2 separate regions of the Homo sapiens genome follow, and region 2 is linked to region 1. Evidence: chromatin loops called from intact Hi-C (ENCODE). Cell type or tissue: ovary. All regions are shown on one strand. Each heading gives the region's core, and the rest is flanking DNA. Links, peaks and the distances in the headings are about the cores only. Region 1 overlaps CLEC16A (C-type lectin domain containing 16A). Region 2 overlaps CLEC16A (C-type lectin domain containing 16A).

Region 1 (8,328 bases), core at 151-8,150:
TAGTGTGACTTTGACTCTCCTCCCATCAAGTGGTGGGGTCTACCCTTCTCCTTGAACCTGAGTGGGCCTCAGTGATTGTCTAGACCAAAAGAGTACCAATGGAAGTGATGCTTTGTGATTTCTGAGGCAAAGTCATAAAAATGCTCTTGGAACCTATCCACCATGTTGTGAGGAAGCCCAAGTAGCCATGGAGACACCCACAGAGAGAAACCAAGGTCCAGGCCCACAGCCAGCTCCCAGTCTATACACGCCAGCTGATGCCATGTGGAGCAGAGTTATTCCCATTGAGCCCTGGGCAAATTATACATTTGCTAGCAAAATGAATTCCCATAGTTGTTTTAAGCCATGAAGTTAATATATGTGGTTGGTTACTCAGCAATAGATAATTGTGATGGTAATTTAATTTAGTGCTACATCCAGGCACATCTAAAATTCTAAAATTCTTTCAGTACCACCAAGAAGCTACATGCTGCATCTCAGAAGACTGGCCTAGAGAAACAACTCAGGATTGGCTGTTTTGGGGACCTTGGAAGATCCTGCAAGTATTTAGCAGAATGAAGGGAAACTAGCACAACCATTTCCCAACACAACTTTAAGATGCTGGGAAGGAAGAGGAGAAAAGGAAAAAGCATGAAAGAAAAAGCATGCTGTTACCATGAAGAGCAGTATCACGGCAACTTGAGCTTTAGCACTGTGCAGACTGGGTTTAAAGCCCAGCTCTGCCAGTTATTAAACTGTGTGACCCTGGGCCGATCACCTCCCTTTTCTGAGTCTCAGGTTTCTGCCTTATAAGAAGAACACTTAACCACCTGCAGGACTGCCCAGGGTATCTGGGAGGGGCATGGGGCTGTGCCCAGCATGCATCACAGAGGCAAGCTATGGTGGTCATTGTCAGAAGTGGTCCTAGTGTTCTCCCAGCACAAGTCAAATTGCTCGGAAGTGCCATGACATTTCTGGAGCCATGACTCTCTCGTTGGAACCCTTCTGCCTAAGGTACTCATGTTTTCTGAATGCAAACTCTTGACTAAATGAGTCTCTTCAGAGGGAGAAAATGAATCATGGTTTTCGGTTGTTTTTCAGAATTCCCGTAAGGTCATGGAATATGCAAGATACACAGGCCCCCCGGGCTCTGCAGTGAGGCCTCCCCTGACCCCTCATCCCTGGCTGCTCCCCCAGTCCCTCTCTACATTTCCCTAATCCCCAGCCCCATCCCAGTGCCTGTCATTCTTGACTGTGTTGAAGCATCCCTGTCCAGACTGTAAGCTCCCAAAACAAGGGGTCCTGACCAGTATCACTAGCTGCTGTACCCTCTGGAGGGGGTCTGGGCAATGGCTGGTGCTGAAGAAGTATTTGTGGATGGGATGGAAGGAAGCTAATGTCTTTTGGTGCTCCCACTTGGAGGCCAGGGACTGCTCAATCAACTGTTCTTTTAGCTCCTGGGCTGAAGCCTTCCCCTACAGCCCCCTCTGACAGGCTGTAGCCCATTACTGAGCGATAAATGGGGCTGACTGACTTTTGCTGTATTTTAATAATCCCTTCACAATAAAATACGGATGCCAATCCATAATTTAATTCTTAGCATTGGTGGCTCCAGCTGCATTTAGAATGCAAGTCTTTTTCCTTACAGGGGGATATCCAGGCCAGCAGAATTCCAAGGCTTTGAAATCCAACAGCCTGTTTTAGGCTACGGCTGGAGTTTAAATTAGCAGTTCAGTAAACATTAGCAAATCTTTCAAGCACGTGTGGTTAATCAGAGGTCAGGAGGGGCTGAGGAACAGGGAACACTGATCCCTTGAGGGAAAGGCAGGCTCACCCTGGAATTCCAAGAGCAGGGCCCACAGCTGATAGGACACCTGGAGGGCCCGTGGCTGCACGTGTGAGGGAGGGGCTGTGGTCTTGGCCCCTCCACACACCCATCCAGCCTGACTTGTTTCTATTCCCGAGTCTGCGCTGGTACCAGGGATTAGTGAGGGGGAACTGCAGTGGCCTGTGGGTGGTGCAGGGAGGGCAAAAAACACTGAGCATTGCTGGCTTTCACCGGAGTTGGGGATGCAGCACCATTCCAGGCTTTGGTTCTCTAAAGCCATGTACTGAAAGATTATCAGGGCTGAGTGAGGTGGCTCATACCTGTAATCCCATTACTTTGGGAGGCCAAGGCGGGAGGATTACTTGAGCCCAGGAGCTCAAGACCAGACTGGGCAACATAGCAAGACCTCGTCTTTACAAATAATAAAAAAATTAGCTGGGTGTGGTGGTGCACACCTGTGGTCCCAGGCTGAGGTGGGAGGATAGCTTGAGCCTGGAGTTCCAGGTTGCACTGGGTCATGATCGCACCACTGCACCACTGCCTGGGTGACAGAGTGAGACTCCATCTAATAAAAAAAAAAAAGTCAGGGCTGTTTTGAATCAAGGCCCCTGCTCCCAGTTTTTTTTTTTTTTTTTTTTTTTTTGAGACAGTCTCACTCTGTCGCCCAGGCTGGAGTGCAGTGGCGCGATCTCAGCTCACTGCAAGCTCCGCCTCCCGGGTTCATGCCATTCTCCTGCCTCAGCCTCCCGAGTAACTGGGACTACAGGCGCCCGCCACCACGCCTGGCTAATTTGTTTGTATTTTTAGTAGAGATGGGGTTTCACCATGTTAGCCAGGATGGTCTCGATCTCCTGACCTCGTGATCCGCCCGCCTCGGCCTCCCAAAGTGCTGGGATTACAGGCATGAGCCACCGCGCCCGGCCCAGTAGTTTCATCAATGACAATGGCTGCTGGCACCAAGACCAACCTTTATAAAGTGCTTTTATATGCCAAGCCCCAACTTTCCACTTGACATGGTCCCAGATCCTATGAGGTGGCCACAAACTGCAGCAGGACAAGTGACTTCCCCAATGACACAAACTGATGAGTGACATATGTGGCTGAGGGATGCAGCCAGATGGCCATGTGAACTTCACACTCTCCTGAACAAGCTGATCAAAACCTGGCATTCCAGTCCCCTGGCTGAGGCCAGAGAGAGCACTCATCTGCCTCACAGCCTGGTGCCCCCTCTACCTGGGCTAGCTGCAGAGGGTGGGTGGGAGATGTTGGCTGGTTCTGGCAAGGAGACAGTCAAATGATGTGAGCTCTCAACAGGCAAGCCCTGAGGGTTTAACTCCCTGGTGGCCAAGGATCTGAAGCCACCTCCATGCTCCTGGACTGCCTTGGCAAGGTCCCCCTTTCACAGGGCACTTGGTGGCCCCTTCGAGCAGGAGACCTAGTTCCTTCTTTGGCTTAGGAAATGCTGTCTCTCTTCTACCCTTGAGAGTTTCTCTTCCTGGCATGCAGGAGAGACTGAAGCTGGGTGTCCGCCCCTTGGGCTCTTTTCAGATGCTAGAATCCATCAGTTAGCAAGACCAGTCAGCAGCCTGCCCTCATGGTGCTTCAGACCAGCAGAAGGATGGCTACCCTTCCAAGCTGCTGGACACTTGGGGAATCAGCCTCTGTGGGATGGAGACGGTTCTTTGTGGCACAGAATTACATTGGTGACTTGAGGGAAAATCAGCCTCGCATGCCTCCCTGATGACAGAATGCAGCTGCAGGAGGGGCCTTGGCCACCATACTGCACTGCTGGGGAGTACCTGGTGAGTCACGGCTCAGTGCGGGGTGGAGGGGAGAGGAAGCCTAAGTGGTCCGAGGGGTCAATCAACAGCCCAGGAGGACAGTGCAATGCATCTCTCCCAGGTCACCACCCTGTCAGAATCCACTGAAAACTGAAAACAGCAGCCATTCTGGGGCATAAACAAATCACGTTTCCTTGGGAGCTAACTTGAGTGCTTTGAAAAGGAAGCCAGTGCTGATTCCAGTGTAAGCCCAGCAGAGCTGGAGTGACAAGGAACTGGGCCCTGGTAAATTCTACAGATCACCTGAAAGAGGCAGAACAGCATGGTAGGACACCTGGACCTTCCTGAGCCTCGACTCACTCCGGTGGGGGACTTCATAATCCAGGACACTTTCAAGACAAAAGAAGGGCTGAGACTGTTCCCACCGAGGGTGTGAACTAGCACACTCAATTAGGTTGGCTGCTTCTCCTGACAGTCAAATCAATCCTTTGAAGAAAATTAAGTAACCATTTCTCCATCAACCCAGCAACAGCTTATGGGTTATTTGCTGCAAGTAGCAATCAATTACTTTTTCTTCTTTGTGGCTCCCTAAAGCATTCCTTCCCAGCATGAAAAGGGGGCAGTTGTGAAGTGTGATATTTCCTGGACAGAGAGTGGGTCTTGGCACCTTTCTACTGCCAGGCCTATAAGCCGCACCCTCTAACATGAAGAGGAAAAAAAAAAATGTACTGGTGGCATTTCTGGGATTTGTAAAGGAAACCAGCAATGAGGTATGTAGATAATGGGGTATTTGTTGAAATTCAGTTACCCGGGGAAACTGGGACCTACTGCTTGGTTTTAAGGTTTGAGCTGTTCACTGGGCGTCCCACTACAGGTGCCACACTGATGTCCGGGCCTCTGCCGCCTCTCCACACCCCTCTGCCCACACCACCAAGAGTAACCGGCAGAGCACTGTTAAGAAAACTCTTGTGTTCTCCTAACACATTCCAGCTCCACTTCCCCACCAAGAAGCACAGGTCTGAATGCAGGGGAAGCTGTGCAGGGCAACAGTCCCAAGCCGGGCCTGGGCCAAGTGCCTGGAGTTGAGTGGTAACTCTGCCACCTTCCAGCTGTGGTGACCCTGGGCATGTGACTTTGCTTCAGTTGTCTCATCTATAGGCGGGGGGTAATAAAATAATTTTATAGCTCTACTTCATGATATGCAAGCTGGAGTATTTGGGGAGAAGGGTACTGAGGCCTGCAATTTACTTTGAAATAAATTTTTAAAAAGATTCACTTCCTCACCTCTAAGGAAAAGTATCTTAAAAAAAAAAAGAAGAGAAGCCAGGTGTGGTGGCATGCAACTATAGTCCCACAACTCAGGAGGCTGAGGCAGGAGGATTGCTTGAGGCCAGGAGTTTGAGGCTACAGCACTAAGACTAAGCCTGTAAACTCCAGCTTGGTTAACATAGCCAGAGCTATTCTCGCCTGGGAAACATAGCAATACCCCATCTAAAAAAAAAAAAAAAAAAAAATTGGGCTGGGTGTGGTGGCTCACACCTGTAATCCTAGCTGCTTCGGAGGCCGAAGTGGGAAGCTCACTCGGGCCCAGGAGTTCGAGGCTGCAGTGAGCTATGATCAAAACACTGCACTCCAGCCTGGGTGAGAGAGACTCTAACTCTCCCCCACAAAAAAGTTTGGTGGATAAAGTAGATACGTGATAAGACAAGTAGACAAGTATGAGGGTGTTCACTATACAATTCTTTCAACTTGGTTGTATGCTTGGAAGGTTTCAAAATAAAATTTTTTGGGGAAAAATGGACTTCCTAGCATTGTTGTGAAGTTCAGGCAAATTACAACAGATTTGACACAAGGTGACTGGTCAGTATGCAGAATCTGCACTCAAATTATTAGTTTTCTGGCCTCCTTTATATCACTTTTGTGTGATGACTACAGGATCCTATCATTGTGAAGATCCATTTTGTTCCCAAGTTGAATAGCAAGGATTTGAATGGAAAGAGTTTGGATGGAGCCCTCTGTAGGACTCTTTCCAGAATCTCTTAACTCTGCAGAATCTTCATGTCTCCCAGCACACTCAGGGCCACTGAGGACACTGTATCAATGCTCACTTTACAGATAGAGGTGGATAAATCTGTCACTGGCTCACTCAGCAACTATCTGAGCAGTGGCTGTGTGAAGGGTTGGCTGTCTTTGTGACTGGTACACGGCCCAGGAGCAATAACTAACTGAAAGTGCCATTTTCAGGCAGGGAGCTGAAGGCTTGGGGAGGCTGGGTGCCTCAATCTCAGGTACCCACAGGCTGGGGGAAGTGCTAGCTTTGGGCTCAGCTCTGTCTGCTTCCAAAGGTGGGGTTTTCCACAGCTACTTCCTTTCTCTCAGTATGAAAGGCACATGCCATGTCTAGTAAAATGAGGTGACTGGTTTTCACAGTGGCCAGGAAAACCAGTTGTGTGTCTTCATCTTTCCCCCGTGTCAAATTTTAAGACTCTTCTTGGGAGAATGGAGGATGAGAATTTTACCCTCCTTGTTCCCATGTGTCCAGAACATGTATGGGGGCAGCCTCTCTGACTGCTGAAGTCTACTTAAGGATGAGCAACTTGCAAAAGCTTCACTCCTTGTTCCTCTTCTTCAATACGTGCAGTTCACAGCTTGACAACTTGGTGAAAACACAATTACCAGAAACCGAGTCCAAGGGAGCAGCAGTTCCAAGTACAGTCTGGCATATCCCCTTATCAAGTGACACCCAGCTGCCAGAGACACGATCTCATCTTACAATGCATCGGTGACCACACTTATCTCTGCTCTCGGAATGCCACATTTGCATAGTACATTGCATAATTTCCTCTCTGAAAATGGCCCTGTTTAGCATGAGTAAATAAAATTGCCTAACTCTGTGAGGCAGCCAAATGGAATACTTGAGATTTCCAAGAAAAGATCTGAATACTTAAGCTCATTATGCAGCCAGATAAAGTCACATGGAATCTAGGTTCACACAGCTCCTCTTCCCCGCTGTTCAGCAGCCCAGCAGCCCAGGAACAAGGGTATCCTGGTCTTCGGAAGCCCTCTGTGATGGCTCTGCTCTGGACCTTCCACAGGATGTGGTCAGGGTCTCTCTACCCCATTTGTGCCTAGGGCTATGGGGCTACTGTGTGTCGGGTACTGGGCTACAGGGATGAAGAAGGCAGATGCATCCTTACACTGGGTGACCCTTCAGAGGCTGTTTCCTTATCTGAAAAATGAGGACACCCCTACTTTGTAGGAATGCTGTTGGGAACAAGTAAGCTGGGGTGCAGAGAGGGCTTGTGATTTTTCTCCACCTTCGTGGTATGGGCCCACCTCTCCTTCCTCCCTCTGGAGAGAAGTTCTTGAAGATGGGGCTACATCTTCTCTTTCCCTTGGATTTCCTCTGTAAGGCACCTCATCAGAAAAGTACACAAGGGTATTCCAGAGAGCAGATCCTGGCCCAGGGTATTCTCCTTCCTTAGGGGGTGAGGTCCCCAGGCAGAGGACATAGTCTAGAGAATATGTTAAAACCTCTGGGATATGCTGGGTGTGGTGGCATATACCTGTAATCCCATCCTTTGGGAGGCTGAGGTGGGAGGATTGCTTGAGCTCAGAGTTTGAAAACAGCCTGGGCAATATAGTGAGACCCCATCTCTATGACTCCTAGGGAGATAATTTTAATAAAAAAAAAATTAGCTGGGTATGGTGGCACATGGCTGTAGTCCCAGGTACTTGGAAGGCTGAGGCAGGAGGACTGCTTGAGCCCAGGAGGCAGAGGTTGCAGTAAGCTGAGATTGTACCACTGTACTCCAGCCTGGGCGACAGAGTGAGACCTTGTCTCAAAAAAACCCCCCAAAACAAAACTCACCTCTGGGATCTATATTACTAACACTGCTAGAGAAGGCATCTGTGGGTGCCACACACATCTGTGGGGGATCCTGGTACCCACAGATGCTGGCCAGACCTCAAGGAGCTCTTCTGGTCAAATGGATCTGAGCCTGGCATTCAAGGCTCTTCTAAGCAAGGAGGCATTCTCTCCTGCTAACATCCAACCCAGATTCTCCTCCGACATAGGCCAGTTGTGGGGAAGAAAAGGCTTCATAGATGGAACCGGTACACCCATTCATCACTGCCTCAGACTTTTCATTCAAACATTTCTGGGGGTGCTGGACTCTGCTTGGCAAAGAGGACCACAGAGATGGGTAAGACTTGTCCCTCAGGGGTTCCTGTCTAGCATGGGAGCCCAAAGAAGTGACAATTACATGCCATGGGACAAGAGCCACAGCAGGGGAAGACCAGGAGGATGTAGACTGCTGGAAGACAGGCCATGACACAGCCCAAGGGTCAGAGAAGGCTTCTTGCAGGAGGTGATTTATTTTTATTTTTTTGAGACGGAGTTTTGTTGTGTTGCCCAGGCTGGAGTGCAATGGCGCATTCCTGGCTTATTGCAACCTCCACCTGCCAGGTTCAAGTGATTCCCCTGTGTCAGCCACCTGAGTAGCTAGGACAACAGGCATGCGCCACCACGCCTGGCTAATTTTTGTATTTTCAGTAGAGACAGGGTTTCACCATGTTGGCCAGGCTGGTCTCAAACCCCTGATCTCAGGTGATCCGCCCACCTCAGCCTCCCAAAGTGCTGGGATTACAGGAGTGAGCCCTGTGCCCAGTCAGGAGGTAATGTTTTAAATTGATCTTGAAAGAAGCCCAGCAATGGGCCAAGCAGAGGTGGAGAGCAGC
Region 2 (8,328 bases), core at 174-8,173, 50 kb after region 1:
AAACCAACCAAACCGATGCCACTATGTTTATAGGGAGGACAGGAACCCTGGAGTTTGTTCACCCTTGCTTGAGCCTCCAGGTGCTCTGCAGAGACTTTTTAGAGAACCAGCTGTGTGAAAGCAGAACCCTCAAACTGATCTCAGAGAACCCAGGGGCCTTTTCTTCAAAACCTGCATGGGACATGCACACCGCTGGCTCAAGGTCACAGCTCAATAATAGTACAAAATGTAGGTTGCACACTGACCCTCCCAGTGGCGTGTGAATCAGCAGAGTGGTGTCCCATGTCCCATGTCCCCCAGCCCCCTGCTGTGACTCAGAGCAGCCAACTCACTCAGATCCAGGACATCATCAGTCTTGATCAGGTCCTCCTCCCGAGTCAGCGGCAACTGTGTCTCAGGCTCCCCTCGCAATTGCAGTGACAGGGAACGCAGCATGAAGAACACCCGGATGGCCTGGACCAACAGTTCAGAGAGCAGAGAAGAGTGAGATTGCAGAGTCATTTCAGTGAGATGCCCCACACCCAGAAATGACACCATGACTCTCTATTAAAAAAGAAAGAAACGCAATAAAGCCCACCTCTTCGGGTGTTTTGATTCTGGTACGTGCTTTTATAACAAGACAGAAAAAAAAAAATCAAAGGGGGAGTAGCCTGTTTTCAGTTATTCACAGGTTCAGGTTTGGGTTACTTTACCTGAACTGAGCACCCGTCATCTGCCAGGACCTTGTCCCCAAGTATCAGGTGACCTTCATAATAATCCCTGCCCAGCAGTCAGCCCCATTTCACAGACCGGGCAGCTGAGACCTAAGAAGGTGAAGTGACCTGCCCAGGCCATGCTTCCAGCAAGGGCTAGACCCTGAGTCTGTCTGTCCCAACCAAACCAGCATGGGCTCTGGAAAACCCAATCACTCCAAAAGCATTTCAAGGTACTACCTACTGAATACGGGGGTGGGGCAGACAGAAGAGGGTGAAATGAAATGCCTGTGGGCTGCAGGGCCTGAGACCTGAGGAAAATCCTACCCTGGGTGAGTCTCTTCAACTCCCGCTCCCTTGGTCTTACGACAGGGGGTGTGCTGCTGACGGGGCAGAGACCTCGCACCTAGCAGGTGGGCAGTGACCTTGGTTCCCTGAATGCCCCTCAGGCTTTCCCTGCCAGCAGACCAGGGGCACAGGTGGATCCACCAGCACAGGGATTCCTGGCCCATAGAAGTGGTGTCTGGTCAGAATTGTGTGGCCACCAGGTACTTTCAGAGAGCAGAAACAAAGCAGAGTCCCAGCAGTCGGAGCCGTGTGTGCAGAAAGCAGCCTCCAGCCCCAGGACAGGCTTGCCCACCAACCAGAGCAAGGAAGCAGAGGGGCAGTCCACAGAAAAGGCCACCTGCAGGCCTCTCTCCCTGAGGCACAGCTGCTGGGCCTGACTGAGGGTGCAGTGCCCCATGGGGACAGCTCCAGAGTCAGACACATGAGGTCTACATCAGATTCCCAGTTCCACTAGGCTGGGCAAGTCCCCTGACTTCTGTGAGCTTCCTTTTCCTCATCTGTAAAATGGGCATGATAGCTCGCATGCCTGCTAGGAGGTTCTGAGATAACGCAGGAGGGAAAGCAGCCAGCACAGTGGGGTTGGGGGGACAAACCACTGTCACCACTAGGGAGCTGCAAAGGCGAATCCCAGTGCGCCTTTGGGTCTTCTTGTTTATGGCTCTGAAGGCTGCAGTCTGGACCTAGGTGAGGGGAGGTGCCCTCTATACAGCAGTGTGCCTCCCAAAACTAGAAAGGGGCCAAATTACTGTCTGCAAAGAGGTGCACTCACACTGCCTCCTCATACCCCAGGCAATGAGGAGCTGGTCAGCCTGCTTACACCCAGTGCTGCCTTGCGCCCTAACCAGTGGGAGACCTTGGAGCAACTTCCTAATGTTGGAACTGGAAGAGCAATCCTATCTCCTGGCCCTATGCTAAGGTAGTGCAGTCCTCTGTAAACCAGAAAGCACTGGAGAAAGATCAGCTCTTAAGTTATAATGATGATGATGGTGGTGGTAGCATTCGTATCTGATTGTCAACAGTTTTTAAAAGTACAGTCTTCATAAAGACATCTCTAACAATTGGGAGAAAAAGAAGTGTAGTTCCATTAAAAAATTCAAAAGAACTTCTATTTTTTAAGCACTTACGGGGTGGCAGGAACTGTGGGCACCTTATTGTAACTTGAAGATTTTATGGAGGAAGAAACAGAGCTGAGAGGGGCAGAGTTATTTCAGCTCACACACCTGCTAAGTGGCTGAGCTGGGTGTGAACTCAGGAATGTATGACATGTGTGTCACTTAACCAAGTGCACCAGGAAACTTAAACATCCATGGCAGTCCAAGTACAGAAAGCCCAAGACGTGGGTGGTCACTTGAAATATTTGGCAGCTTGAGCTCTCAAATAAGGAGTCATGACCATGAGGATGAGAAAGAAAGGAAACGGCCCATCACAGCCAGGTCCAAGTCAAGGAGACGCTCATTTCTGTGCCCAAACGCCTGTTCCTCTTGGGGTTTTGAAGGCAAATAACTCATGCAGGACCAGAGCAGGTGGGTAAGAAAACAGAAACGTGTGGCTTTCTGCAGCCCACCACTCTGAAAAACTGTAACCTTTCAATAAATACTTTAAAAGTTCAGAATTTGGCTCCCAATATAGGCCAATATCTGCTTTTGCCTTGCAAACAACACATGGATAATAACAATCATCATCATAAATATAAAATAGAATATAATACACATACAGTCAGCTCTCTGTATCCATGGGTTCCATATCTGTGGATTCAACCAACTGTAGATCAAAAATATTAAAAAAAAAAAGGGTTGCATCTGTACTCAACTTGTACAGACTTTTTTCCTTATTATTCCCTAATCAATACAGTATAACAAACTATTTACATAGCATTTACATTGTACTCAGTATCATAAGTAATCTAGAGACGATTTAAAGTCTACAGGAGGATGTGCATAGGTTATATGCAAACACTACGCCGTTTATATAAGGGACTTGAGCATCTGTGGATTTTGGTATCCTTGGGGGAGCCCTAGAACCAATTCCCCATGGATACCGAGGGATGACTGTATAATAAAATCTCTCAATGTTTTTCCTGGTTCCTGCCCCAACTCCTAAGAGAAGGAAGGACACATGAGAAGCCATGTCCATGAATCTGAGGCGGGCCGATTCCCACAGGGCGGGGAGCTCCACTCGAGGCAAAACCTGGGCTCCCATGGGGGTAGGGGGGTTATAAGGGCCTGGTAGGCACATTGGGCAGCCCCACAACTCTGTAAATTCACAAAAGAAAGCTAAAATATGAGCATAAGAGCCATAAAATTCACCCCACCACACCCAAAACAATAAGCACTCTCTTGATTCCCCATGGCCTGCCGCATACTATGCCAGCTGTACGGGGTTGTCTCATCTAAGCTTTTAATGACTCTGCATGGTTCCTATTTTACAGATGGGGAAACCAAAGCTGAGCAATGACAGGCAGCCTGCCCAAGGTCAGTTAGTGAATAACTAGATTCCAAGCTCTGTGTTCTTCCAACCACACTCCTTGACCTCCAAAAGATTTAAGGCTTGGGACCCAGGGTTTTATTGAGCGCTTTTCTTTGCTAAATAAAGACGCAAATTTAAAAGTATTATTAAAAAGGAAAAATAAATTATTATTCTTTCAGATTCTTCCATAGAATATCAGGAAGGACTGACCCAGGAAGAACAGGTTAGATTTTGAAAAGGATGACAGCTGACCAAGCTCAAATATAAAGAGATTGCTCCAGTTTCTTTGCTTCAATGAGTCTGGAAGCAAATTCTGGCAAACTCAATGTCACCGGGGAATCAGTCCAATGAGCAGGGGAAGGTGGGTGGCTCTGTAGTCAGACACACTGTGGCTCAAGCTGGGGCTTGGTAATCACGTGACGTGCCCAAGCCCAGGCTTGTGTTCTGGAAATGGGGCACCCACCGTGCAGGTACAACGGGATGGCACCGGTGATGTGCTGAGCCCACGAGCTGGCCTGGAACAAAGGCTCGGTTTTCACCCTCCTGCTTCCTTGCTGCATGTGCAAGCTGCCTAGTTTAGGCGACAGTCACTCAAGTTAGAAGCCCACTGAGGCCATGTAGCTGTGAAAGTCAGTCATTCTTAAAAGAGGGCCGAAGCAGTTTAATGTGGGCACAACCCATCGGGAAAGCAATTTGGCAATATGCAGAGGGTCATGAAAAAAACACATTCATACCCTTTGAACCAGAAATTCCGCTTCTGGGAACTTATCCTAAAGAAATAATTCAAAAGAAAGAAAAACACTGTATTCATGAAGCTGCTCATTATAGTTTAGTTGAAAATAATGTAATACTGGAAGCAACGAAAATGTCTACTTGCAAGAAAATGCCAGATGAACCTTTATGAGGCCATAAGAAATGAGACTTATTTAAACTGTGACAACATGAAAAACTTCTTGTGCTACGACGAAAAGAAAGAAAAAGAAGGGATGAAAGCAAGACCACAGTACACTCTTTTTACAGACAAAGATAGGAGGAGCACAAAAGATGTCTAAGTATTGTTTGTTTAGGGTGATGAAATCATGGGAAAGACTGTTCCCTTTACTTTTGAAACTGCATGAGATGTTATTGTATTTTCTTTAATGTATAATACACATCGAAAAAATAAAGCAAAATATTCTATTTCCTCAAGGCCAATAGTGATAAACACAAAAACTGCTTGTGGTTTTACAAAGGAACAGGGAAACAATGTGGGGACAAATAAAACCTCGTGCAAATATGGGTGTTTCATAACCGCTTCCAAGATGACTATATACAGATGGCTAGTGGCTTAAACTTGGATTTTGATATTCACCAAAAAATCCTATTCCTAACTCTCTTTTCTCTGGCATTAAGCTTTGGTAGATTTAGATCATGAAAGACCCTATTTCTTTCCCACCTTACATACTAGACTGCTCCATCTCTGTTCAGACAATGCTTCCTGAGCACTTACTGTCTGCCAGGCCCTGGGCTTGTCACTTCACAGCCACACTCGTCTACTCTGGGCAACAGCTGAGAGGCAAGACCCACGAGGGACCTGAGGTTCCGGGAGGGTGAGTGGCTCGCTCAAGCTCATGCAGCTGGAGTTGGGATTTGACCCGTGGTTGGTCTGACTGACACCACTGTTTTCCTTCTTCACTGCTTCTCTCAGGTCCCCCTACATGTGGGATGGATCCAGCCTAAGCCCAAAGTTCTGCTCCAATGTTCTCACTGGACCCCAACAGCTCCAGTGACCTTCATTTCAACATGAATTTCCCTTCTCAGCTGGCATGGCTCAGTGGACCCCTTGCTGTTTTGGTCTTATTTTATATTATTTGCTCATCATTCTTGTCTTGCATCTTACTCAGAGCCTGACACCTAGAATATGTTCAACAACTATGTTGAAAGAAAGAATAAGTGATGTGGTTTTTAAAATGCAAGAGAGGGCTGGGCATGGTGGCTCACGCCTGTAATCCCAGCACCATGGGAGGCCGAGGCAGGTGGATCACCTGAGTTCAGGAGTTTGGGAGCAGCCTGGCCAACAGACTGGGGAAACCCAGTCTCTACTAAAAATACAAAAAAAATTAAAAAATCAGCTGGACGTGGTGGCTCATGCTACTGTAGAGGCTGAGGCAGGAGAATCACTTGAACCTAGGAGGAGCAGGTTGCAGTGAGCCGAGATCATGCCACTGCACTCCAGCATGGGTGACAGACTGAGACTCGTCTCAAAAAAAAAAAAAAAAAAAAAAAAAAAAAAAGCAAGAGGGAAAACGGCGTTATCGTGAGATGCCTCCCCACGGCCTGCAAAGCGCTACCACCATCCTCTCCTGTAGCTGCGCTCCTGCCCCTCCCTCACTTAACTATGCTCCTTGAACATGCCACACTTGGTGGCATCTCAGGGACTGGATGTGTGCTGTTCCCTGTTTGGAAAGTGCCTCCTTTATCACTTTAACCTTCCTGGCTCCTCCTCATGCTCCAGGTTTCAGCTCAGATGTCAACTCTGCAGAGAAGCTCTTCCGATCACTCTATCTGCAGGAGGAGCGCTCCTCAGCCCCTGGCTATGGCATGCTGTTTCTTTCCTCCAGAGCTCTGACTGTGAGTTGATACCCAACCTGCTATTCTCTTACTTGTTAATAAACTTTACCTCACTAGGTAAAAAGAGCGGTCCAGAAGGCAGGGATGTGTGCTCACTCATTTCTTCACCCCCAAGGCTAACACAGTATTTGGCACATAGCAAGAATCTAGCAGCTCTTTGATGAATCTATGAATATTTAGGAATGATTTGCCAGGAGAATTGTTTGAACCTCTTTGACAAGTCCTTAAGGAAAATAAAGGATGGAGTTTCTAAAAAGGATCAGCCTCCTTTAAAAAGTCTACTTGGTGGAAAAAAAAAAAAAAAAAGAAAGAAAACCTTTGAATCCAAAGGGGTAGCTTGGAATGTTCTTTGGATACAAGCAAAAAACTTGAAACGAACCACATAAGCCCTCAATTGCTTGCTAAACCATGTAACTTCCTTTAGCTCAGATTCAAAGCACATTGGTGTGTTCTGATTTCTGAAGTGGGCTTGAAGAGCTAAGCTTCTGGATGATTCTAGATGGCTACCTTGCAACAGGAACCGTAGTGAGATGAGTGGCCAAAGCCACCCTTCAGAAAGAAATTATTAAAGTCACAAAGGAAGCTTTTCTAAAGTGGATGCCTTGGCTTTGAGGTAGCCTGGCCTCTTTTATATCATTCTGCTACCCAGGGACCCTGGGAGGACTTGAGAGTTGCTTTTGGAAACTTGTCAGACAGGCAAAGAGACTCTAGAGAAGCTGAGATATTCTCTATCTGTGCTTCAGCCAGCCACTCGGGTTGTGCATCCTATCCAGGACAAGGGAGGTGGGCAGCACAGCCCTGGGAACCTGCAACTCTGTGACATGTGAGGGGCAAAAAGACTATCATCGAGACCTGCCATTGGCTTGCTGCCGAGTCCTCACGATAACTCTGGAAAGGCAGGCACATTTTACTTGACAGATGGAGACAGCAGCTCAGAGTAGACAAGAAGCAACCTCCCTTCTGCCACATGCCTGACAAACTGGCCCCTGCATTTCTCCCATCTCTCGCCTGTGGATCAGGACCATCTGCCCCAGCCCAGCAGGGCATGAGGTCATGAAACTGTGTTAAGAGGTGACAGCCAAGGTTCTCAAGGGGCTCCAAGGCTCCCGTGATCTGGCTCCTGCCAGCACCCCCAGCCTCATCACATCCTCCTGTGGGCTCCAGCTGCAATCACTGCCGTGTTGGTGCCAGAATGTGCCACCTGTCTCTGGGCCTATGCCTCCCTATCTGATGCCTGTCCCACTTCCTGCTCCAGGTGGGATTAGTGACCTGACCTAATGCTGCTTGAATAATGGCCTGAGCCACATGACCTGCCACTGTCTCTTCCCACTTTGACCTCTAAGGCTCTGATTTCTTCAGGACTGGGGCTGTGTTTTTGCTGTCCCAGTGTCCTGAGCAGAGCCAGCAGATCTCAAGAAGGCAGTGTGGGAAGCAGTGGATCAGAATGCCTAAGAGTCTAGGTTCTGGGGGCCACATTGCCTGGGCTGACTTGTGGCTCAGCTACTCACTAGCTGGGTGACCTTGAGCAAATCACCAGACCTCTCCATGCATCAATTTCTTCCCCTGTGGACAGGGCGTGGTGGTTCACATCTGTAATCCTAGCACTTTGAGAGGCCGAGGTGGGCGGATCGCTTGGGTCCAGGAGTTCAAGACCAGCCTGGGTAACATGGCAAAACCCCATTTCTACAAAAAATACAAAAATTAGCCGAGTGTGGTGGCACACACCTGTAATCCCAGCTACCCAGGAGGCTGAGGTGGGAGGATTGCTTGACCCCAGGGGGCAGAGTGTGTTGCAGTGAGCCAAGATGGCACCACTGCACTCCAACCTGGGTGACAGAGCAGGACCCTGTCTAAAAAAAAAAAAAATTCTTCCTCTGTAAAATGGGGATAATAATAGTGCCAATCTCCTAGGATGGTTATAGAATTTAATGAGGAAATTCACATAAAGAACTGATTTGAATTGATCTACTTCATAACAGAGGCTATGTGTTCATAGAAGTGGTAAGAAAAACCCTGATGAACTGTGAACCAAAAGAAGGTAGAGTGTGGGCTGGGTGTGGTGGTACATGTCTGTAATTTCAGCACTTTGGGAGGCCAAGGCAGGAGGATGGCTTGAGGCCAGGAGTTCAAGGCTAACTTGGGTAACTTAGCAAGACTTCATCTCTATAAAACATCTAAAAATTAGCTAGGTGTGGTAGCTTGTGCCTGTAGT

The links. Peaks named below come from ENCODE experiments on the same cell type or tissue, not always from the same donor. Only the 100,000 strongest peaks of a DNase experiment are listed, where the experiment ranks them.
Region 2: it touches region 1 in a loop (4-fold over the local background); 3 of 110 quality-filtered maps call a loop at or near these places.

What each region holds. Positions count from the first base shown.
Region 1 is chr16:11,103,231-11,111,558 of GRCh38, reverse strand. All of the region lies in intron 19 of CLEC16A (C-type lectin domain containing 16A), which reads right to left. Among named protein-coding and RNA genes, the nearest start is that of SOCS1, 150 kb to the left of the region's middle. RefSeq lists enhancers at 6,068-6,207, 6,558-6,607. In ovary, for the core only: no CTCF peak of the experiment used is centred there; no DNase peak of the experiment used is centred there.
Region 2 is chr16:11,053,027-11,061,354 of GRCh38, reverse strand. CLEC16A (C-type lectin domain containing 16A) reads right to left here. Exons shown (of 24, transcript NM_015226.3): 19 at 333-453. Among named protein-coding and RNA genes, the nearest start is that of CLEC16A, 110 kb to the right of the region's middle. In ovary, for the core only: no CTCF peak of the experiment used is centred there; no DNase peak of the experiment used is centred there; H3K27ac peaks cover 1,672 bases.